3 separate regions of the Homo sapiens genome follow, and regions 1 and 2 are each linked to region 3. Evidence: chromatin loops called from intact Hi-C (ENCODE). Cell type or tissue: adrenal gland. All regions are shown on one strand. Region 1 overlaps TEAD1 (TEA domain transcription factor 1). Region 2 overlaps TEAD1 (TEA domain transcription factor 1). Region 3 overlaps TEAD1 (TEA domain transcription factor 1).

What was found. A loop is a pair of places that touch in the nucleus more often than their neighbours do. Peaks named below come from ENCODE experiments on the same cell type or tissue, not always from the same donor. Only the 100,000 strongest peaks of a DNase experiment are listed, where the experiment ranks them.
Region 1: it touches region 3 in a loop (2.1-fold over the local background); 33 of 110 quality-filtered maps call a loop at or near these places.
Region 2: it touches region 3 in a loop (2.4-fold over the local background); 33 of 110 quality-filtered maps call a loop at or near these places.

The regions. Positions count from the first base shown.
Region 1 is chr11:12,811,047-12,819,046 of GRCh38, forward strand. All of the region lies in intron 3 of TEAD1 (TEA domain transcription factor 1), which reads left to right. Among named protein-coding and RNA genes, the nearest start is that of TEAD1-AS1, 110 kb to the right of the region's middle. In adrenal gland, CTCF peaks have their summits at 2,743 and 3,835; DNase peaks (open chromatin) are centred at 2,755, 2,975, 3,195, 5,285 and 2 weaker places; H3K4me3 peaks cover 743 bases; H3K27ac peaks cover 3,225 bases.
Region 2 is chr11:12,824,390-12,832,389 of GRCh38, forward strand. The region is part of intron 3 of TEAD1 (TEA domain transcription factor 1); the gene reads left to right. LOC107984313 (a long non-coding RNA gene) reads right to left here. Exons shown (of 2, transcript XR_001748136.3): 1 at 3,418-8,000; 2 at 875-2,274. Among named protein-coding and RNA genes, the nearest start is that of TEAD1-AS1, 95 kb to the right of the region's middle. RefSeq lists an enhancer at 3,932-4,570. In adrenal gland, no CTCF peak of the experiment used is centred here; DNase peaks (open chromatin) are centred at 229, 3,872 and 5,908; H3K4me3 peaks cover 1,465 bases; H3K27ac peaks cover 2,455 bases.
Region 3 is chr11:12,885,501-12,893,500 of GRCh38, forward strand. The region is part of intron 9 of TEAD1 (TEA domain transcription factor 1); the gene reads left to right. Among named protein-coding and RNA genes, the nearest start is that of TEAD1-AS1, 33 kb to the right of the region's middle. RefSeq lists an enhancer at 3,411-3,919. In adrenal gland, CTCF peaks have their summits at 3,450 (motif pointing left) and 3,652; DNase peaks (open chromatin) are centred at 452, 3,431, 3,911 and 6,441; H3K27ac peaks cover 937 bases.

The sequences.
Region 1 (8,000 bases), 74 kb before region 3:
GGGATGACGTCCCTTGCAACTCTGGAAGTAGACCGTGATTGATATAAGCCTAAAACAGCTATGTCCACGGCGATTGATTGAGGGATGGTGCCTGACCAGTCACATCCAGTGAGATAGAGGAGATATCTTTCTGGGGCTGCTGGGAAAGTAAAGCTTTCTTTCGCTGAAGCTTTCAGAAGAGAATCACACATCCTGTGGATGGTGTAGGGTGAGGACATGAGTTCTATATGGGAGCAGTTTTCTTTCATAAGAATCCCACACATGTGCAGGACTGGTTACTGGTTGGAACCACTAAGTAACCTATTGGGAGGCAGATTGGTAATGATGCCATCTAAGCTGTTGGAACAAGACTTCTTAGTTAAATAAGCCACTAAGCCCCCTCCATTGCTTAAAAGCCAGTTTGATCATTGTTTCTTAGAACATAGTGACCTGATATGCAGACCTTCCTCTTGTGAATTTGTTGAGGACTTTTCCTACAAGGTCTTCTCCAAGGTCTGTGTGAGGGTTCGGCATTAGCATCTGGGAAGCCAGGGATCCTCATGCTAAGGCAGAACAAAAACAGGAGTCAGGGCTGGAGAGGGGCGTCTGTGGTCTCTGGGGCAAGGCAGCTTGAGGTGGGACCCAGAAGTCCAGGGAATCAGAGAGGAACAGTGGGTTGGAGTAGATCTGTGGGTTGGAATAGGTCTGTGAGAGGTCTTAGGGGAGTGGTCTTGCCCACAGTGGAGTGGCCCCGAATCCACTGAGGATCCCGGGATGGGGGTGCAGGCCTTCGGTTATCATAGACTGTATATGTGTATCTGGGTGGGGGTGGGGGTGGGGGTAGGGTGGTGTGTCTAAGTTCTTTCATGTCTGGGGTGGTGTTGTAGATCGAACTTCTCCCAAACAGGCTCAGCCACACCGGTAGGACGTAGTCTCTTCCTGTTTTGCTTTATGATGTTCCTGTCTCTTAAGCTGAAAAGAGCCCCTGAAAGCCACTATTTAGTTGCCTATACTGACACACACCTGCGATTGGATGGATCGTCTCACACAGAGAGTTATGCACCATTCATAGCTAACCTCAGGGCCGGGGTGGTGCTCAGAAACACTGTCTTTATGATATACATGGGCTTTTGAGCTCGTGGCTTGTGGTTGTGGACTGAGAAAATTGCTTCCTGGGTTTATAGAGATGGTAGGGGAAATGACCCTCTTGCCACCACTTATTCAGTGATGGCTTCCTGGTGTGATGCTTGGGGATGGATGTGACTGAAAGGATTTCAGGAGTTAATTGGAAGAGTACATCATAGCATGCATGATTGATCCCTATGTGGTATTATCATTATTAGAATCCCAAAAAGGTGATGGTTAAAAGAGTACTTAACTATTTGCTGGTCACTGGAGAGATGGAAACACTGAACATGTTTGTCCTTATCCTGCAAGAGCTCAGAGCCTAATATGGACAGCAGATCTGTAATAAATATTGTAGGGGATGGTAGAGGGACAGATTCACATTGACACAAATTTTTAAAAAGTAAATATTTAAAAGTAAACTTTTTCCCTCCAGAATATTACTGGTATTCATCTTCTTCCAGATAGAATATCTAATATAAAACCTATGAAATTTATCAAGAGAAGGCTTAATACAGGAGATGCTGGAAGCGCATAGATTTTCCTCAAATCCCTCTTGGTACATGTGAATCCACTACATCCAGAATCAGGCCATGCATCTTCACCAAATCATTCCCTTTGGGGAAGTCGTGGCTCAGTGCTCTTCTGGTTCAGGAACACTGAGCCAGAGTAAATCACCCCTAATGGTCCTCTCTGCAGCCAGTGAGATTTCTAATACAGCAAGAATTCAATAGAACAATACCTTTCTAAGGTACTAGCTAGACTGTTAAGAGGGGCTAATGTGGTAGCAGCCTCCTGGCACAAAGGCAAGGGTCTGTGGTTAGTGACTGTCGTGTCTGTCTGAGCAGGGAGAATGTCCGTGAGCAGAATAGCTGGTGTCCAGATGCTCCTAGTGAACTTTTATCAGTGAGCAGACGTGGCCTGGGAGGGCAAGCCAGACAGTCCAGCCGGCTTGGAGCTGGAAGGGAGGAGTTCAGTCTTAGGTCAAGATACTGTGCTGAGGGAGGTGGAGCTGTAGAGGCAGTGGGCAAACTGGGGGCTCCCTGGGAGCCCTGGAAGCAGCTTCCACCACTTTGGATATTTGGCAATTGGAGGTGGAAGGATGCCAGGGAAGGTGTTTGGGTTTCTTTTCTCTGTGAAGTTATGGCAGTGCCATCTTCCAATCAGCCATCAAGAGAGCCACCTTTAAGAGTGCCTCAAGTGAGCCAAATTAGGGGATCGCCGGGACAGAAAAGCTGCTGAGGTGGGATGAGCACTGTGGATCATCTTCTGCCCTTCTGGAAGTCTTTGTGGGCTGGACATCCCAAATGTGGGCCTGGGAAAATAACATTTCCCATACTTCATGTGTGTATGTTTCATTTTTTACAGTGGTGCTTTTGATAAGCAGTGTAACATCAAAGCCAAGAACTGTGCTTTCCATTTCTGGAAATATGAGGAGCCCAGAGGCTTCTCTTTGAGATAAGAGCTGTGTGACTGTGTGAGCTACTTAATTTCTCCAAACTTCAGTGTGCACCTTCTTTGCAGGGCTGTATAAGGATTCATTGAGATGCTAACCATGACACACTTGGCTCACAGTGGGTACTTAGTCCTTGTCAGCTTTCCTGCCCGTCTGCAGGGGTGGCAGTGGTGCCAGGGGGTGGCGTGCTGAACTGCAAGTTCATCTGGGATCTCCTGGTTGTGTTTGGATTTAGCTGGGGTGTGTCCTCTCCTCCTACACCTTGAGTCACCAGCCAAGGTGGAGGAGAGAGGATGGGGTGTAGCCTGTGTCCAGCTCTCTCTTGGACATGGTTGGGAGGTGCTGACCACAAGTCCGAGGCCCTGAAAAGAAGTGCTGCAAGGAGGATGTTTCTTTCCCCATTGGCACAGCATCAAGGTTCTCAACAGCTGGACACAAACAAGCTGTTCTGGGAGCCGTGTCTCATTCCCCTTCACCTCCTGCTTGCTGCCTGCTACGCTCACTGGTCACCAGGGCTGACGTATGGGGAGGAATGGAGAGTGGTCTCACTGACAGTGGATGTCATTGTTTGCTCTCTCTGGAAGGAGGATGTCTGACCGAGGCCAGAGACCACGCTCAGGGGACCTGGACGCCCGGGGAGTTCAAGCGAGCCTCTGTCCTCAGTGATGGAGTCCTGGGCCACTGGGGCAGTGTTTGGGTGCTGCTTCCACTCTGGCTCTTGACAACAGAGTTTGTTCCCTTTGAAACAAGTTTGTAGGAACCAGAGTGTGTGAGGGGCCTTTGGCAGCGCTGAAGGAAGGGCAGCTGGAATCTTTGACCCCCTCAGGCCCCCGCTGGCCTGGCTAGAGAGCTCTGCCTGGAAGGGGACCTCTGTTGCTGGGCAAGGGAAGGCACCTTTGGCTTTAGGAAGCCTGAGGGTCTTGTCCCTGTCCTGGTTGCCAGGGCTCTGCCTAGTGCCATGGAAGGGAAGACCAGATTGGAAGTGATTCAGAAGCCGAATAAATGAAGAGCGTGACAGCACTTGAGAGTCTTTGCGCATGTCATCTCATTTAATCCCCTAATAGCAGCAAGGGCGAGAGGCTTAGACATGTTAGGAAGCTTGTCACACCGTAAGCAAGACAGCCAGGAATTCTGATCTCAAGTCCAGCCACCCCTGACCATCGCAGAGCTCTGTGTGTGTGTGTGTGTGTGTGTGTGTGTGTGTGTGTGTGTGTGTGTGTGTGTGTGTGTGTGTCCCCGTCCGTCCCGAGCTGTGTGTGTGTGTCTGTGTGTGTGTGCACGCGTCCCGGAGCGCACGCACCCATCAGTGAATGCTGCCTCCACGTGGGCAAGGCATATGCGTTTTTCTTTCATTATTCTCAGAAACAGGCATCCAGTGCAGAACGGGCCTGTAATGGTTGCTGACTAAGTGCTTAATGGAGATGTTTCTGCTGATAAGCCTCAGTTGAAAAGGGAAAGACGCAGGCAAGCTGGCCAACATCAAAGCCGGGCTTTGTTTATAGATAAGGGTAGGTTTCATTCTGTGGGTTCCAGAGCCCCTGTCCCCAAATCTCAGAGGGGGTGAGTTTTAAACAGAAACTGTGTTTATCTCCCGCAGTGGGCTGGAAGACAGGCCTGCTGGGACTCAGAAGCTTCCCTCCCTCCCATCCTCCCTTCCTTCCTTTTTCCCTTTCTTCTTCCCTCCCTCCCTTCCCAGATAGCTAGCCACTGCCCTCATTTATAACATAACATAAATAATGCTCTCTCTGCCCCAGCTGTTTCCGTTTGGTTTTTGTTCTTCACATATTTTATTCGTACTTGATTGTGGGTTATTTAAAGTAATTTGGAAAATATGAATATTAAGTAGAGGAATCTGGAGAAGAGGTCACAGAACTGTAATGGACCCAAGCTGCAAAAATGCAAAACACAGTGTGTAACCATATGTGTGTGGACCTTCCCTCTTAGTTAAAACTGGCCATGACATGATGGTATGCCCCTCTTAACAGGTGTTTCAACTAGATGTAACCAAGTAATAAGTAGCTTCAATGATTGGGTGATGACGATTGGACTAAATTGTAATCTGGGCAGAAGTATAGAAATTCAACAGTTTTAAGGGCATTTGTGATATATGTGTATGTGTTACTTATGTGTTCTTCAGGACACAGATGGGGCCAAAGGACAAATTTTCTGTGTTTTCAGCACTGGGGTGCATGAGGGAGCAGGTGTCGGCCACACCAACACATATAAGTTGTTGCCTGCGGGTACAGATCAATGAATTCTTTCCTGTTACTTCATGGCTCAGAGGAAAGAAGGAAGAGCCAGCAAGTTAAGATCATGTATATGACGTAGAGCTAATCCTTTTAAATTACATGTTACAGCACTTCAGGTTTTGATATGCCCAGGACTGAGGTCCTTTTAGGTTTTCAGAAGACTGAGAATTCTTAGGAACCTAGACAGGGCCTCTGTTAAGGCTGAGCAAGCTGCGGTCTGCCTTCCTGTCTCTTCTGTTGGGCAGTCACGGGGGTGCTGATGCCAGGTGGCTTGTGAGCCTTCCCACTTTGCACTGTGCCTGCACTCGGGTGGCTTTTTATCAATCCGATACTGTTGCACTCACGTCCCACTTTGAGGCTGGATGAAGTCAAGCTGCCCGCCTTGCTGCCACCCTCTCTCATTCCAGTGTCTCTGACCACACTCTCACTAGGCCCTCTGGAAATCCCCTGTAGGATTTTGGAGGAGCATTCTGAGAACGGTTCTCTTGTATACGCTCTTGTTGTCAGGACACTTGAGCCAAAGTTGTTGGTCATTTGCCCCAGGAGCCCCTTTTCTTCTGCACGCTCTTTTTCCAGGGGATTTCAGGGTAGGTTCAACACTTTAAGTTACCCCGCCCCCTTTTTGGTATTTGTAGTGGCTTACACGCCCCAGGTAACTGAAAACTTTTGTTGGCTTATTAGGGGCATTTCCACATTGGAGCTGTAATCCGTGGAGATCAGGAAGACGTTTTCTTTGGGTGACTTTTTTCTCCTGGTGATGCAGTGGGCCAGTGCAAGGAGGAGGGTGAGTTTAGTTGCTATACACAAGCCAGGTACAAGACTTCCAGAGTGAGAGGGATAATTTACACCCTGTGGCTATTTATTTAGCACATCTTTTGTGTGACTCTCCAGTGCTAGGGACAGGGATCTCAAGATGAGTAAGACCTGGTTCCTGCTCTTAAGATGCTCATGGTTTAGTGGAGGGGACAAAGTGGGACACAGGTGATGATGGCATTACAATGAGAATGTAGAGAACCTACAACTGCTGCACCCCTCCCTGTTCTTCAAGATGCCTTCTCTGGCCATCAGGGCAGCATGTGCAGAGGCCCGCTGGTTTGGAATAGTGTTTCTTTCCATGTGTGATGCAGCGTTCCCTCAAAGCCGAGGCGAGGTTTATGCACACTGCCCAATTGAAATGTGTCTCATGTTCACTCGCTGCTGGATCAGCAGAACCTCGCGCAGGGCACTCCTTGGGCTCACGCTAGCTACTTTGCCTTTGTTTCTTCAGGCCTTGCGCTGCTTGGATTGAATTGGATTCTGCCACGCTGATATTATTATCTCACGCCTTTAAAGCCAGAATTTGTAATAAACTACTAATGTTCTTGGAATAAAGGCACTTCAGAGCATGCGTAGCTTGAAATAATTCTTCTAACACCTAGAAATTAGCCAATTTTACTTTTGAAGGAGATGAGAATAAACATTTAGTGGTCAGCCAGACGGAGAATAAATGGCCAGCATTTGAGATTTTCCTGCTCCTGTTTATGGAGAGAGACTGGCATGTACCTAATTCCCAACTTGTTGATCTGTTGTACCCTATTTTAATTATTTTGCCAGATGTAAACATTTTCCCTTTTTTGTGAACGGAGTGTTTACACCATCTATCACATTTAATGTATTCGGTGCCTGTGAGTGCCGACCTCTTCAAAATTTGTCGACTTCATCATCCGTGTGCTGTCCAGAAATGAGATCTTGATGCCCCCCAAATGAATTATGAAAAGCTTTTCATAGTAATATAATTGATCCACTGTTGGCCACACTTATAAAAAAATCAATGTTAACGTGTTAATATTTCATGAGTACCCACGTTGCCAGCTCCTTGCAATGGGACCAAACTATAAAGAATGAGAATTGTTTCACAGTAGCCCAGCACATGGACAGAGTGCCAAGAAAGGGAGTTCAGGGTTGACTTGAAAGTTTGAAGCGCAACAGGGCCATTGAAACACAGTCCTCTGACTCATGTCAGATTGTTATAATTATTTAATGCCCACAATGCAGCTTTGTCCCCACGGATTTATACTGGAGAGGTTTCTTACCCACACATTGTGGTTATTAGCTGCAAAGAAAGCGGCGTTTGTTTATAATGACATGGGGTATATCTGGATGGCAAAGAAAACACTGCAGATTCTGTCTTCTTAGGAAGGAGGCAGGAATTTGGCAGATAACCTATAGGAAATTGGGAGACATGCTGTCATTACTTTTCATATATGTGGGTGGTTGCAGCCAATAACCATTAGACACCTTTTAGTTTTCACCTTTGTCCCAAACTCTTGAGAGAATGGAATTGCATGCTTACTTTTCATCTATATGACGTTATACAGCTGGTATGCCCAGAGTGTATCTCAACTTAATCTTTTTAAATGTGTCTCCCAAAATCCCTTTCTCAAGGTTCTACATCCTGCCTCCATGAAATTTGGTGTCACCAACATTGTCTTACAGAACCACTGTTACTATTTTTATAAAGAGTTTATAAATATGTTTTGAAAAGTTCTCATGTGGCTAGATCTCATCAAGGGATTTTTTTTCAGACTTGAAAAATAAAGTTAAAGAAGTAAGGCTTTGGGGCCTCCCTGGGGACATGTCTGGTTTGGAGATCAGTGGTGGTGCTAATGGCCCTGAGTCCGGCATCCGGCTCCTTGGGAGAAGAAAGGTCATTAAGTCAGAGAGGACCAGTCAAGTCCAGCTCCTCCAAACTGCTTTTCTGTGTGTCTTCCTTGGATGTCCTCCCTTCTTCCCCTACATGGAACTCTCAGTTGCCTTTGCTGTCAGAGGAGGTTCAATATCAATGGGTTTCTCAAGCTTAGAGGGCAACAGGGAGACATTGAACCACAGTAGTGTGAAATTGTCCGCAGGTACTTACAAGCTGGGGTGTGCAGATGCAATTTATAATTGCACCGGAAATACTTGTAACCTTTATCATGCTTAGTGGTGGAAATAAGAAAATCTATGTGAGTCAGCTTAGTACTAACTTGGGACCAATATGAAGCAACTGAATCCTCTTAGGTTTTGCAAGAGAGCTACAAATAGAAAGCAGACACAAAACATAGGCTAGAGTAACAGTAAATGTATCTGGAGCCTCAAATCAGGACTCATATATTCAATTCCTTATTTTTTGTTTTCTGGTTCAACAGGAAGTCTGGGAGATCTATAGGAAT
Region 2 (8,000 bases), 61 kb before region 3:
CAGAGCTGGCAGTTTCCTCCAGCAGTCAAATTCTGAACACCCAGCTATGCCTCTTGCTGGGGAATCTAAACTTTCACCTTTCAGAGAAAACAAGGTCTTTGGAACCAGTGTGTTCTTTCAAACAATGTTGGATACTGCCCGATTGTTTCCATCCGGGAACCAAGTTTTCAAAAAGAAGTCCGGCTGCTTTGTTAAGATAAGAGACTGTTGTGTGAAAATTGCTGAGTGAGAGCTCCCACTGGAGGCTCCTTGTCTTCCAGGCCATTACCAGTTTACTCCTAGCTGGGTGATGGGGGTGAGGGTTGGGGCCAGATTGCTAGAGCCCCATTCCTGCCAGTTCCTCCCAGTCCTGAACTCTGGGGTGAGTAGAAGGTAGAGAGGGTTGATGGGGCCGGGCTCCTGGCCTGGCAGAACCGTGCTGACCTGGAGCCTGTTCGGAAGCTGGCAGTGATTGCAGTCTCTCCCGGACTGTTGCTGCCCTTGTTTGCCCTCCCTTCTGTTTCCTTCTCTCTACTTCGAGCATTCATTACATGAGATGGTGCTGTTTTTTCATATATTTGTTATGAGTAATTTTATCTTTCATCTATTAGATGACATTTTTGATTCTGTTCTTAATTTAAAACACACACTCATTTTTTAAAGTTTCTAAGTACGTTTTTTATTTGTATGTGATCATGGTTCATCAGTATAAGAAAATATTTAGCCAGTTCTGTTTCGTAAAGTCTTCAAGAAAGATAATAGCTTGGGTGGACTGCTTCTTCATGCACTTTATTAATGTGGCTTCCTGTTAAGATCTGAAGCCAGGCAGAGATGTCCACTTTTGCTACTTATATTTAAAATTGTACTGCAGGTTCAGAAATCAAAGGCATCCGGATTGGGAAGAAAGAAAGAAAACTCTCTTTATTTTCAGATGAATTGAGCCTGTACTAGAAAACCTAAAGGAACACATGCCCAATCCCGATTCCCCCAAAGTACGAACCGACTAATGAGTTCAGCAACCTTACAGGATAAAAGATTAGTATACAAAAATCAATTGTATTTTTACATACTAGCACCAAGCAATCTGAAACCCACATTATGAACACAATTCTGAGGAATAAATTTAATAAAATCAGTGCAAGACTAGTTTATTGCTAAATGAGAGTTATCCCATGTTCATGGATTGGAAGACTCAATATTGTTAAATCTTCCTAAAATGATTTGTAGATTCAGTGCAATCCTTATACAATTTTAGTATGCATCTTTTTAAAAAAAATTGTCAAGCTGTTTCTAACAGTATAGAAATGTAGATGACCTAGAATAAACAAAACAATTCGGAAAGGGAAGAAAAAAAGATTAGGGGTCTTATATTTCTTAGTTTCAAAACTTACTACAAAGCTATACTATTCAAATCAGTGTGTTACTGGTGTAAGGATAGACAGTGGTGTAAGCATAGATAATGGTACAGAATTGAGAGTCTAGAAATAAACCATTACATTATTGTCAATTGATTTCTCTACAGAGGTACCAAAGCAATTCAAAAGCAATTCAATTCAATAGTCTTTTCAATGAATAGTGCTAGGACAATTGGATATCCACATGCAAAAAAGGTAAATTTAAATTCTTACCGCACACGGTACATAGAATTTAACTCAAAATGGATCCTAGGCTAAAGTGTAGAAGGTTAAGCTAAATCTTTTAGCACAACATAATAAAAAGTCTTCATGACCTTGAGTTAGGCAAAGAGTTCTTAGATATTAAACTGGAAGCACAGCATGTCAAATTACTTTTCGAGAAGGTTTGCTAGCTCATTCAGTGGGTGAAAATGGGTGAAAAGTGAGCACATTATTTAACTATATTCTCTTGTTCCTAGTTAGGTTGAACATATTTTTACTTACCACTCAAAAATATTACCACTTTCTGGGCTCTTGTAGGTCTCTGTCACATCTTCGAACTCACCAAACCTTTCAGGAGAAAATAGTTCCTTGGAGAAGTACATAAAGTTGTGGGACTTTGTACCTTGGATTACACTTTCCCTGTCAACTCTGGGTCCTCCATAGTGGGGAATCCATAGTGGTTTTTGTCCTGCAAATAAAACAGTGTGACTAAGTAATTTTCCAGAAATGAACAGCAGAGTGGGAAATAGACATAAGTGAGAGTAATATAACAATCACGGTGTGATAAATTAGCATGGGATTTGAAATCAACCTGTTTGGGTTCAAATCATGGTTCACCTCTTACCGGTTTTGCAAACCTTGGGTCAGTTACTTAACTCCATCAAATCCTTCACTTCATCTGCAAAATAGAGATAAGAAAATTCCTTTTCTCTTAGTGTTGCTTTGAGCATCAAATGAAAAAATGTGTGTAAATGTTTAGTGCTTTGTACCTAGCATATAGGAACCCATTATTAAGTAATATTACAGTTTGGATTTCAGACCTGTGAGCTTAGGGCTCAGACTCTAGAGGTTCCTGAACTAGGTTTTCCTAGGCATTGCATGTAGAGTCTTATCTTAAAAAAGTTTTAATTGAAAGATTGGCAGCAAATTCTTCTTGTCACTTCAGACATGATTTCCTTTGGGGCTCTTGTACTCCCATGGTTTGAATTCATAGAGTAACTCAAGGGCAATAGGGAATTCCTCTCAACTCTCTGTCTCCAAGAATACCTCTGGGTGCTGGAGAGATGCCACTTATCAATTCTGTTGTTATTGTTTTTAGGGCTGTAAGCCTTCTGGATAGAACTCAGTGGATTTTCCTGAGTAGTGAAGAATTAAGTGAGATGAGGGAAAAGCATTGAGAGTAATTATCAGCAGTGGACTATGCCTGAGTTTTTGTTAGCCCTGAACTTACATATCCTGACTTTACTAGTCCATGAGTTCTTCATAGTCAGGAACTGTACCTTTTAATTCTCTGCATCTCCTAGGGGCTTTCTCAGTGCTAAGCAAATAGTAAATATTCATGAGATACTGGGATTGTGCCCAGCATTTTCTGAGTTTTCAAATAGATGAAGTTATAGAATCATATTCATATCAAAGGAAGTTCCTGTGTATAATCTCATTTCATTCTGTCAACAACCCTAGGCTTGGGGTGGGTGTGTTGGTGTGGATGAGAACACTTAGTATCCCTATTTTACAAGTAGGAAAAGTAAGACCCAGATAAGTTAATGACTTGCTAAAAATGATACAGCTCTTGAGAGACAGCAGACATTTGAATCCCATCTACTGATTCTAGGTCCTATGGTCATTCCTTTGCTTTATGTTGCCTGTTTTGCAGACTGTCAAACGCATCAGACACTTCCAGTGGTTTTTCAGTGGGTTTTTGTCCTAGTGACAGTCCACACATCCTGCTCTCCTATTATCACATTTGCAGGAGGAAGTGAGACATCTTTTGACACTGGTGATATGGGAGAAGGAGAAAAATCCTAGAATCAAAGATACTTACTCCTTGCTTCCCTCTACTCATACTCTCTGGAAAGAAACGTTTAGGGACTTCTTGTGTTGTGCCTGTTGTGCCAGGACAGCTCAAATGGATGCTTTTGTCACAGCCCCTCCACCTTTAGCAGAAGTTGTTGTATTCCTAGCCAATGCAAAAATAAACAAGTGAGGGAAAATGACATTTCCTGGTAATGGAAAGTAGCAGTTGGTGAGACTTTAGACAAGAAGCGGGTGTTCCAGCCAATGAGCAGTGACCACAGTGGAGCTAGTTGTCGGTTTACTTGGCTGAAGAATATGTTTGCCTGCATCCTGATTGTCAATAAAGACGTTTAAAAACCCCAGCTTGACTCTGGCGGGCTGAGGGTGCTGCCGTGCCACTGCTGCAGGATGGAGCTCTCTTCCTGGTGGAGACTTGATTCACAAGGACGCTAATTATTCATTCTTCCTCCGTGCAGCCCGCTGAAACAATTGCTGTGCTTGTTCGGTGCACAGTGTGGCGTCGGACAGTCAGGCCTTTTTATGTAACTGATGGCGCTGTATGTTCATATTGTTCTTTATGTACTTATTTTATAGCTTATGCAGCAGACATTCGAGTCAATTAGCTTCTTGTCTTGCAAACTGGGCACTGCTGTTCTAGAACCAAGTTAGAAGGGTGTGTTGAGGGCGACCCGGGCAGACCTCTCTCCTTTCTTTTTGTGCTGTGTGGGTTGGTTTCAAGTTACAGCATTTTTATTGGCTCTTGTTTGCTGAACCTTGGTTTCAAAAGCTGATGTTTGAGTTGAATTTCTTAAAGATACAGCTTTTGTTTTCACAAAACTGAAGTCAGGCAATATGCATAGCCCTTGGGAGTGTGGGTTTTTTTTTTTTTTAACTGAGTGATTTTTTTTTTTTTTAAATGGTACCTATTAACCAAAAAATCTAAGCGAATGGTTTCCTAACTCACTTTTCCTTAACTGGCGTCAGCATGGAGTCCTTGTTTCTTATTGATTTGCATTTTTTTTTTTTTCTGTATAGCCTTACTCCTGACTCTTTTGTCCTGAATTTTTTTTTTTTTTACCCCGTATTTCTTGAAACCTGCCTGTTTTGGGGACAAGTTGGAGTTTAAATAAATTAGTTAAATTCTGTTGTGTATATTTCTGCAGATGATAATGTTTATGAAGCATAGATTCACTGTTTTGTGAGGATTTTTAAATATCGGAAAGAAAATTTCCTGCTTCCTCTTTCCATCTCCTTTTCTGTGGTTTTAGCCCCCTCGCCCTTAAGAGCCATCGGTTTGTTATTGCTGATTGAGGTAGTGGTGGTGGAAGCAGAGGCTCTGATCCAGAGAAACTCCCCAAGACGGAAGTGCAGCAGGCAGGATTTTTATCCAGCGGATTTTGACCCAGTAGACCCTAAAGAAGGTGCATGACAGAGACTCATATTTACCATACCATTGAATTCTCAGAGCTTTCCGTGGTGGCTGGCCCAAGGCAATTGTTCAAAACATACGTGAGAGAATGAATGAACAAATGACCTTGCCTACCAAACGTCTCCCTCCCTCTGTGTAAGCATCCCTTAAACTCTCCCAACCCAGGTGGCCTTGACATATCCCATGCTCACCCAGGACCCTGAAGTATGCCTCGGAGCAACTGGTTTCTCCTGACCAGTTAGTGTCAACTGAGACTAATGCAGAAAACATTGCTTACCCTAATGTTTGCCTTTAGAAGTAAAATCCAAACTGAAGGAAAGGACCTTGAATTTGTTTTTTATTCTTGCTGACTTGGAACATTGATAATGCTCATACTGATCCTCTGGCTAAACATTTTTCTTCCTTTATCCATGTATTTATTGAGCTCTCCACTGTTAGCATGAAAGGTGGAGAAGCAGGAATACATGGTGTGTGCTTCTGCTAGCCTTTTACTGTCCAGTTGTAGAGAGTAGGCCCAGTGAACTCAGTCAGGTGTTTATAAGATTGAGCAATTGAGCAGTTGCTGTATCCTGAAGACTGTATCTGGTGCTTTACTCTTGTATAATTCTTGAGACAGGAATACCTGGGTGTTGGCATCAAGGGGCTGTTGAGGCCATCTTTATTTCTCCATAACACCCAGCACAAGACATTTACATGTATGGGTTGGGTAGGGTAGGAGTTCATAGCTGTCCATAGAGCAGGGCAGGGACATTTCTGAGAAGGTCAGAGAGGTTTGATGAGGTGATTTTCCTGAGCTGGGCCTTGGGAGTGGAGAGATAGAGGGAGAACAGGTGCATGGACACAGAGGCCAGAAGGGCATCAGACAAAGGACCCCTGGGGCTGTGGGAAAGCCCCCGAGCCATTGGGAAATAGAGGAGCTTAGCCTTGCTAAGAGGAGAGAATTCAGAGAGCCATGAGGTGATTGAGGTTTCAAAGACCAAATAAACAAAGGAAGACAGCATCTTGGGGAGTGGGCAAGACCATGCCTCACCTGGCAGGTGAGGTCAGAGGATACCTGACCTACGAAGATCCACAAAGGCTGGCAGTGGGGGGCATCCCAGTGGACAGTGTTGTGATGAGCAAGGGGCCCAGAAGTAGGAAGACTTAAGGAGTCCTAGGCCTTAAGGAAGACTCAACCCAAACCTGGCTACCTCTTTAGGCAGCTTGAGTCTTGGCCTCTCCTACCAGCTCCTGAAGGGTAGCTTCATGTTACATCTGGCTGCAGAGACCCTCCTTTTTAGAAGCAGGCAGGGAGTGGTGCCCAGGCTCTCAGGACCTCCTCTTGTCTGGGAGACTGCAGCCTCCCCACACGACACAGCCCAGCCCCTTTGTTCTTGAGTGCCTGCTGCTCACGTGGTCTTAATAAACAAAATCTAGAACGTGCTCATCCTTTAAAAAAATCTGTTAGCCTGGTTAACGTGTATATAATATGTATAAATATATGTATATACACTAATTATATATAAATTATATTTTGTGTCAGTTATATTTGCAATCACACACACACACATGCACGCACACGCACATGCACATGCACATGCACATTCACATTGTAATTCCTATTTAAAGGGAAAAACGAGCCAGTTTTTTAAAGGGAAAAAACAAGCAAAAGGTGTAGGGAGAGGGAGACACCCATCTCTGCCCCCATCCGCTGATTCTCTTCCCTTTTCTATCCTCCCTCTGGCTGGGTTTACGGACAGGCCCTTCTTCCTCCTGCCCTTCATCTGCCGCAGGACCTCAGTGCTGGTGATGGTGAGCCCATGACCCTCCTTCTCTCTTGTTCTCTGCTCTTGTGGAGGCTAGTTCCAGCCGTTCAGTTCCACTGAAGCAACTGCTTTGGCAGACGAAGCTCTCTCTGCCTGAAATTTCTTACTTTCTTCCTTCTTTGGTTCCCATTTCACCACTCCATGGTTCCTCCTCCAGGAAGCCTTCCTTGTCTGGTTTTCTTCCTTCTAACTCTCCCCAGCCCTGTCTAAATCTTACCCTTCTTCAGAGCCCATCTCAAATTTTGTTTCTTCCATGAATTCTTTCCTATAGAGCTTGTCCTTCTCCTGCCCCCTCTGCCAGCTGAGGGCTTTCTTCTTTCCCTGAATTCCCCCAGTGCCCTGAGCTGATCTTAGATCTGCCTTGTTTGCCATTAATTGAGGAGTACATATTCCCCCCAAACTCCTTGAGGGCAGATGCTCTGCCTTATTGTCTTTGTGTCTTAAAAATCTTGCTCTTGTATAGTCAAGAAATTATTGTTTGAAATGGTTTTTAAAAATAGGGTTCTAGAGGTGTTTTTGTTGTTGTTGTTGTGTTTTTTGTTTGTTTGTTTTACCAAAGGAAAATATTCCACCTGGCTGATATAGTGAGACCTTATCTCTACAAACAATTTTAAAAATTAGCCAAGTGTGGTGACGTGTGCCTGTAGTCCCAGCTACTCAGGAGGCTGAGGTGGGAGGATTACTTGAGCCTGGGTGGCAGAGGTTGCAACAAGCCGAGATCATCATGCTGCTGTACTCTAGCCTGGTGACAGAGTGAGACGCTGTCTCAAAAAAAAAAAAAAAATGTAGAGTCTCAGTTTGCCTATAATATTTATATTGCACAATAATACATTTACTTATTTTTTACTTATTGAAATATGCCACTTGTTTTTAAATAGCATGTAAGATGCAGATATTTGCACTTTTAATTGATATGCCAGGCAGGAGATTTACTGCTCTCAACAGGTATTAAGAGGTAGGAAAGCTGCCCCCCGGCAAGTTTCTTAGCACTGTGGAACTGATCCTAGTGCCATGGTGAGTAAGTGGCAGACCTCAGATTCACACCACGTCTCTGACTCCCAATAAACCACACTGTCCCCCCACCCCCAACCCTCATGGTGATTAAAATGATTACTATGTACACACAAAATATATTAGGTTACAGGTTTTTTGTTTACAATTCTAAGCTTCTAAGCTCTGTTCATTTGTATCTTCATAATTTGGGGGCCTATGAAGGATTGTTTATCCCTAAATTGAAAGCAAGCAAACTAACAAAAAATGAGATCAAACATTGTCAGAGACGGTTGTTCAGTTAATCCAAGCATTCAACAAGGGTTATAAATACGGCATAGAAGACTAGGGGGAAAAATCCAAGTTTTTGATAAATTGTCCTCAAAG
Region 3 (8,000 bases):
TGCTGGGATTACAGGCGTGAGGCACCGCACCCGGGCTTGAATTGTCTTTTCAGTCTGAATATCTCCTGTGTAAGCAAATTTCTGTTTGCATATGACTGTTTTTTAGGAAACAGCTCCAAGACACTGGGAGGCAAAAGTCCCCACATGATTTTTGCTTCCCTGGTTAAAATACTATGGAATCATTTATAAAAATTCTCTTTTTTTAAAAGAAATTAAAATAATGTGGTAGCTCCCTCATTGTTAACTGTGCTCTCCAGTTATGGACCTCTTAGGGCCCAGAAGGCTCGATTGCCTCTTTTTGTTGTTAGTATTTGTTGGGCTAAACATTTTGAATCATTCAGACCATTCTGCAAACATTCGTGTGCACCTGCATGTGCAAGAAGCTGTACAGGAGAGGGGCTCATCGCTGCCCAGACGGCCACAGCCTCCGCCCCTGGGGAGTATAATGCCTAGCAGGGGAGACAGACACGAAACAGATGATTATCTGAGAGATCATTGCAAAGTGCTGTGACTTCTAGGAAGGAAGAATACTGAACGCTGTGAGTAACAGGAAACAGGGCAAGCTTCCTTGAGGAAGTAGCCCTTAAGCCGAAAGATGGAGGATTGGACAGGGAGAGAATAAGGGAGCAGAATATTCCAGAGGTGATGAAGCTGAAGTGTATGTGGCAGTATATTAAATCAGTGACTATTTTTGGAAAGTCAAGGCCCACTAAGTTGCTAGAGTAGAGGCCAGAGATAAGTGTTTCAGGTACGTTCAGGATACATATGATAATCTGAATGGGTAAACTGGATCTGGCCTGCTGTTGTTGAATAAAAAAGCTTGACTTACATAGACTCCACCACATGACTTAAAAGGCCCTGGAATGAAAGGAAGGCCTGGTGTAACATCCTTGGGACCTTTGAGAAAGATAGTTATATTTTAGGGGATATGAATTGGGGATTGGGAGAAATTAGAATTTATTTAACAAGTATTTTTTGAGCACCTACTACACGCCAGCCACTGTTTCAGGTGTTAGAAATTCAGCAGTGAACAAAACAAAGTTCTTTTTCTCATGGAGCCCACACTTGGGTGGAGAACACAAGAACTACCCAAGCACATAAATACCCAGTATGTCAGGGGATGCTAACTGCTTATGTGGAATAATGGTCCTTTGTCACAACTGATTTTTTTTTTTTTTTGAGATGGGGTCTTACTGTGTTGCCCAGGCTGGCCTCAAACTCCTGGGCTGAAGTGATCCTCATGTCTCAGGCTCCTGAGTAGCTGGGACTACAGTTATGCACTGCCATGCCCCAACCTTCTTCACAATTGAAAGTTACTTGCTTTTTGGATTTAAAGTATATAATTTCAGAAAATAATAATACCCCCTAATAGATATGTTGATGTTTCTGGCTTGTATTATGATACTAAGTGATGTGCATTAGACATTACCAGCCAGAGCTCTGTCACTGCTGTGAAATTATTTTGCCTAACCTCAGTCACTATTGTTGGTGTCGCTTCTGATATTCCTATGTTACAAACACTCATTCTTCAGTTGAACACAAATGATTTAATATATGCAAATGAATGTGGAAGTTTTTTTGTTTTTTTTTTTGTTTGTTTTTTTTTTTTTTGGAGACACAGAGTCTTGCTCTGTCACTCAGGCTGGAGTGCGGTGGCGCGATCTTGGCTCACTGCAAGCTCCGCCTCCCAGGTTCACTCCATTCTCCTGCCTCAGCCTCCCAAGTAGCTGGGACTACAGGCATCCACCACCACGCCCGGCTAATTTTTTGTATTTTTAGTGAGACAGGGTTTCACCGTGTTAGCCAAGATGGTCTCGATCTCCTGACCTCGTGATCTGCCCGCCTCGGCCTCCCAAAGTGCTGGGATTACAGGCGTGAACCACCGTGCCCGGCCGCAGATTGTTAATAGGATCTATATTTGATTTTAGTGGACATGTGAGGGCCTGAAGGTTGGTTCTTGTGCTAGAGGGAAAAAGTGGTGGCTGACCAGTTGAAGTGATGGAGAATTAATAAAATTATTTAAAGCATTTGACAGTATCTTAAGTACCAGCCTCTCAAGTTATATACTGTGTGCTTTATTGGACAAACACAACGTGCTATTACAATCAAGGTATAATGGTACTTCAGGGCTAAGGTTACACTGAAAAATTTGTATCATGTAGATAGTTTCTTTGGCTCTTAGAGTTTTTGTGACTTCTCAGACTTTAATTTTGCTATAGTTTTGTTCCAACAACAGAAACATTAAGGCCATCTAAGATAAACTCAGCTGATACATTTTAACAAATTTGGGCATACAGTACTTAAAATATAACATCCAGCATTAACCACATTAATTTGATAAGCGAACAAAGTGACCAATAATTAAAGGGCCCTAAGTAAGTTAAACTTTGCATTTGAATTCTCTAGATGTTTGTTACAGACAGACATGTACATATGTTTCCCCCTACTTCTTTGTAACGGCTTAGGCTCATTAGACCCAAGGGGTTATAAAATATTTTTAGTAGAGAAGAGAACTTATAGGTAGTGCTGGCAAAAAAAGAAATTATGTAGCCAGGTTCCATGCTATTTGTCATTAGTGACTTCTTTCATCTTTATTGAGCTCTGTGAGGTAGGTTATTCTATTCCCTTCTACAGAAGAGGCTTGGAGAGATGCTGCCTTACAGTAGCCAGCTTTGCACCCCAGCCTGCCTGTAGCATCTCTTAAGACAAGATAAGACATGATTGCTGGCTGGGTGTGATGGCTCACGCCTGTAATCCCAGCACTTTGGGAGGCCAAGGCGGGTGGGTCACTTGAGGCCAGAAGTTTAAGACCAGCCTGGCCAACATGGTGAAACCCTATCTCTACTAAAAATACAAAAATTAGCTGGGCATGGTGGAGGGTACCTATAATCTCAGCTACTCGGGAGACTGAGGCAGGAGAATCGCTTGAACCCAAAAGGCGGAGGTGGCGGTGAGCTGAGATCACGCCACTGCACTCCAGCCTGGGTGACAAGAGTGAAACTCCATCTGAAAAAAAGACATGGTTGCATACTTTGGTACCACCAAAGCCAAGAGAAGAACCTTAGTTTATCTCCTCCTTAGTCTGAAGTGGCCTTAGAACCAGCATTTTCTGAAATTTACTCGTTGGCTCACCACATATGTCACCCTTGCCAACATTGAAGACTTCCTCACAACCCCACCACTCCTAGCAATAGTGATGGCCAACATTTACTAAATATTTTCTGTATGCCAACACTATGCATTATCTTATGTAATCCTTATGAAGTAGCTTGCCCAGTGTTAGACAGCCAGCTGACATGGGAAGTAGGATTCAGATCCAGGTCTGTTGACTCCACATCCTGAGATAGTGACCAAAAGGCTATACGGTCCATTTGTAGCTGATGAGTAGTCTGTTTTTGTAGCCCAGGGCCGTAAGGAGCTAATGGGAGAATAATTAGGGGGATGATCGCCCCCTGCTGGCTCTGTGTCATGTGTAAACCAGACGGCAGCTTCCCCAAGTTGGTGGTGGTTTATGTTGGAGGAGAACCAGCGAGTCAGTCCCTCTGTTACCTTTGGCTCTACTGGAAGCTAAGAGAAAAACAGCAGAGGGTGAAGAAAGGAAGGAAGAGTGTAAAAAACAAAGACTATTTTAGTTGGAAATATACTTTCTACATGATTTCAGTGTTGCATATCAAAGGATCTCAAGTGTTAAGTGTGATATCCTCCACCCAGGGTGGGCTATTTAAAAGGGGCCTCCCTGAAATCAGGGTCCAGTTTCTGGAGGCCAAGTTAGGCAGATGAAAACCCGGCCTGGCTGAGCTGTCAGCTGAATCCTGAAAGTACACAGGGAGTGGTTTTCCTGATAAAGCCTGGAGTGATGCCTCCACCTCAATTCTGGGGCACGGCGGGTTCCTCCAGCCCCCCACCAGGGCAGCAGCTGGCAAACCCCTGCCTGCTCAGACTGCCCGGTCACCAGGCTGTGTGTCTCATGCCTGTTGTGGTCTGGATGCCATAGTGAGCAGGAGCCAGGAAGAAAGCACAGAAAGGATTTACTCAGGCGGGAGTTACACAACCAGAGGAGGGAAGAGTTGGGGGTGGAGAAAGAGGCAAAGAGATTGTTCTCTTTAGATTTTGAGGAAGCACTCACTGCCTTGCAGAAGAGAAGTTCCATGATACAGTAGAGGAACAAACCCGATCAGGGAAGGCACACGTTTGCTCAACATATGAAACTCATTTATTTTTATTTTTATTTTTTTAATTGAGGCAGGGTCTCACTGCATTGCCCAGGCTGGAATGTAGTGGCACAATCACAGCTGACTGCAGCCTCGACCTCCCAGGCTCAAGGGATTGTCCCATCTCAGCCTACCAAGTTGCTGGGACTACAGGCATGCACCACCACACCCAGCTGATTTCTGTATTTTTAGTAGAGATGGGGTTTTACTATGTTGCCCAAGCTGGTCTTGAACTCCTGGGCTCAAGCGATCCACCCACCTCGGCCTCCCAAAGTGCTGGGATTACAGGTGTGAGCCACCGTGCCCAGCCAAGCAACTTATTTATATATTATGTCAATAATGATCATCACCAGCACTTATGAGCTCTGTATTAGTATGCTGAGCATTATGTCCAGTCTGTACATAAAGGAACCGTGGCTCAGAAACGTTAAATAAAGTTATCAAGCTCTACCTCCAAAAACGGTGACTGTGCCAAAGTTTACCACCACTCTGTATTCTTAACCATGTCACTGTACTTTTGAAGAAATAAAGACAAAGTTCAAAAGTTAAAAACAGCTGCCTGCAAAGTAGGAGCTCCCCAAGCAAGGCCAGACCTCTGAGGGCCTTCCACATTGGGTAGATGGTTACTCTGGGTTTCCTCTGAGTTCCTATTCCAACCCATGGAAAATTGTCTTCCACAAAATCAGTCTCTGGTGCCAAAAAGGGGACCGCTGCTTTAGAGCCTATCTTTCATCATGCTCTAGTGGCAGCAAAGAGGTGACTGATACTAGAATTCTTAGCAGCTGTTTGAGATTTGGGGCAGATTACCGCAGCTCAGCCTCAGTTTCCAGTCTGTCTTAAGTGGACATAACAGGATCGCTGCCATGCTTACTGTGATGATTACATTTAGTAATATCCCTGAACATACTGAGCACTCCACAAATGCTTCTGAACCTGAATGTCTTACAGTAATGTGAAAGGAAATTGAGCCAGAGCTCTGGACAGGGATCAAGCTTGCGAGAATGTGCTCACTAAGTGCTTTGGACTCTACTGAAATTCTAACAGGAGTCAGAATATTTTTCAATTACTTTTGAGATGGAGTTTTGCTTCGTCGCCCAGGCTGGAGTACAGTGGCACAACCTTGGCTCACTGCAACCTCCACCTCCTGGGTTCAAGCAATTCCCCTGCCTCAGCCTCCCACATAGCTGGGATTACAGGCATGTACCATCATGCCTGGCTAATTTTTGTATTTTTAGTAGAGACAAGGTTTTGTCATGTTGGCCAGGCTGGTCTCAAACTCCTGACCTCAAATGATTTGCCTGCCTCAGCCTCCCAAAGTGCTGGGATTACAGATGTGAACCACCATGCACGGCCTCAATTAGTTTTTAAAATCAATTAAACTTTTCATAAAGGTAGTAAATTAATGTGGTCAAAAAATCTCCAAGCATAAGAGAATGGAAGGGAGATGTCCCTTCCTTCTCATTCCTATCCTACCCTTAAGTAGGTAGCCACTGCTACTATTCTCTTATGAGGCTTTGTAGTGATTTTAGTGCATATACAATCTAATATGAATATGTATTCTCCCACCCCACCCTGCTTTTTAAAGAGAGGATGTGATCTAATTTGTGCTTCAGGAACACGATGGCTGCATCAGGTGAGAGCAGGGGCTGGAGGAAACTATACTGTTGGCCAGCTGGTGGCTGATGAGGACCAAACCAGGGCAGGGGCCATGGCTGAGGAAATGGCAGAGGGGAGAGATGTTATGGAGATAAAATTAAAAAGCCTTGTGGATTAATGAGCTGTGAGAAGAGGAGGATAAATGGTAATGACTGGGTGTTGGAGACCAAGGATGCTGATAAGATTTGAAGAGTCCTGGAACAGAGGAGGAAGCAGGATTGCTAAGAACTGACTTGATGATAATGCTTTTGCCTTTCATTCTCAAAATAAGCTTGTTGAAATACCTATTAGAGACAGGAAAGCTCAGAGAGTTTAAGTAACTTCATCTGGGACCTGGCTAATAGATGGCAGGGTTGACTATTTGAACTTTGTCTGAATTTCACAGTGTATGAGAAAATGACACTTACCCCACTATCTGGGAAAATGGGAAGGGCAGGGATTGTTCTCCATTCACAGATGGACATTTGATTTGGGCTCCAGGACAGGAGAGAGTTCCTGAAGGGTCACCTGGGCTTGGTGATGGCAGCCCCTCAGCCAGAAGGAAGGGAGTTTTGCTGCCTGGTGTTCTGGCCCTTATCTTTATTCCAAGGGGCTGGACCTCCTGGACGTGGATGTGGGAGTTAGCAGTCTTCATAGTCAGAGGGAGCCCAAGGTCTCCCCTCTGGGGGACTGGCAGGCCTGTGGTTGAGCCCGCATGGAAGGTCTGTAAATATATCCTGCAGATAACATGATTCTTTCTCGTAAAGGCAGTTGGTCAAACGTGGGCCCAAGGATGATTTAATTTCACATTTTTATACTTCTTTCAATGGCCTAAATTTACAGATCAACTAAAATTCCGTTGTCAGAACACAGATCCTTTCTTGGTTTGGAAAATGTGACCAGGACAGCTCTAAGGAAATATGACATTAATGAGGCCTGTGGAAGAAAGAAGAGGGGGATGGCTGTGCATGGGGGATTAGGTTGGAGACACAAGATAAAAAGCAAGGTTTCAGCCGGGCGCAGTGGTTCATGCCTGTAAACCCAGCACTTTGGGAGGCCAAGCAAGGCGTGTGGGTCACCTGAGGTCAGGCATTCAAGACCAGCCTGGCCAACATGGTGAATCCCCCGCTTCTACAAAAATACAAAAATTAGCTGGGCATGATGGTGGGTGCCTGTAATCCCAGCTACTCGGGAGGCTGAGGCAGGAGATTTGCTTGAACCTGGGAAGCAGAGGTTGCAGTGAGCTGAGATCGCGCCATTGCTCTCCAGCCTGGGCAACAGAGGAGACTCTGTCTCAAAAAAATAAATAAACAAAAATAAAAAAGAAGCAGCAGCAGTAAGGTTTTAATTCCCGATTGCCAGGAGGGTTCTTGCCTTTATCCTGGGCAGGACAGAGAAGGGCACCGGTGTCTCTGGAGGAGCTTCCTAGTTTTATAGTGGCTGCTGAGGCAGTTGCTCCATCTTGGGGTGGAGAATGGCTGTTTGAACAAATCTGGTTCCTGGTCCTTCAGAAAAGAGGCTCCTTCTCTCCTGTAATTCAGGGCTTGGAAGTGATCTCATGCCAGTAAGCCAGGTCACCAGCATCTGTGCAGCTCTGTGTGGCCTGGGCGGAATTTTCACATTGACTGTTTCATTTGACCTTGTAGACAGGCTAGGGTTCATCACTGCTCAGATGAGGAAGCCAGGGCCCAGAAAGGTTAAGCAACTTGCCTCAAGCCACTCAGCTCAAAAATAGCAGAGCCTAGATATTCTAACCCAGGTGTCATTAATGTTCCCATCTCATGCTTCGGAATAAGTGGTCGGAAAGTACATTTGGCCTTCCAGGTTTGGGGAGGAAGGCTGCAGCTGATCTAACGGTTGGCTCTGCTTAGTCCTTGAATGTCTCTCAGGTTTTTCTCATGTTTTTCCAAGCCTGGTCTTCCAGCAGGACGTAGGAGATGGAGTGTCTCCCGGGGAAGGAGATGATGGCTCAGTGTGGAGCACCCCCATGCCCCTCACAGTCCTGAGCCCTTGCCGAGCCACCTGCGAGCCCCTCCCGGCCCAGGGCACACTCTCTTGTGGCAGCAGACATTGTACTGTGTTTCTAAGATGCTCTGGCCACTTCCCCTGTTTCTTCATTACCCTTTGGGAAGGAGGCCACTGAAAGCGTCTGGA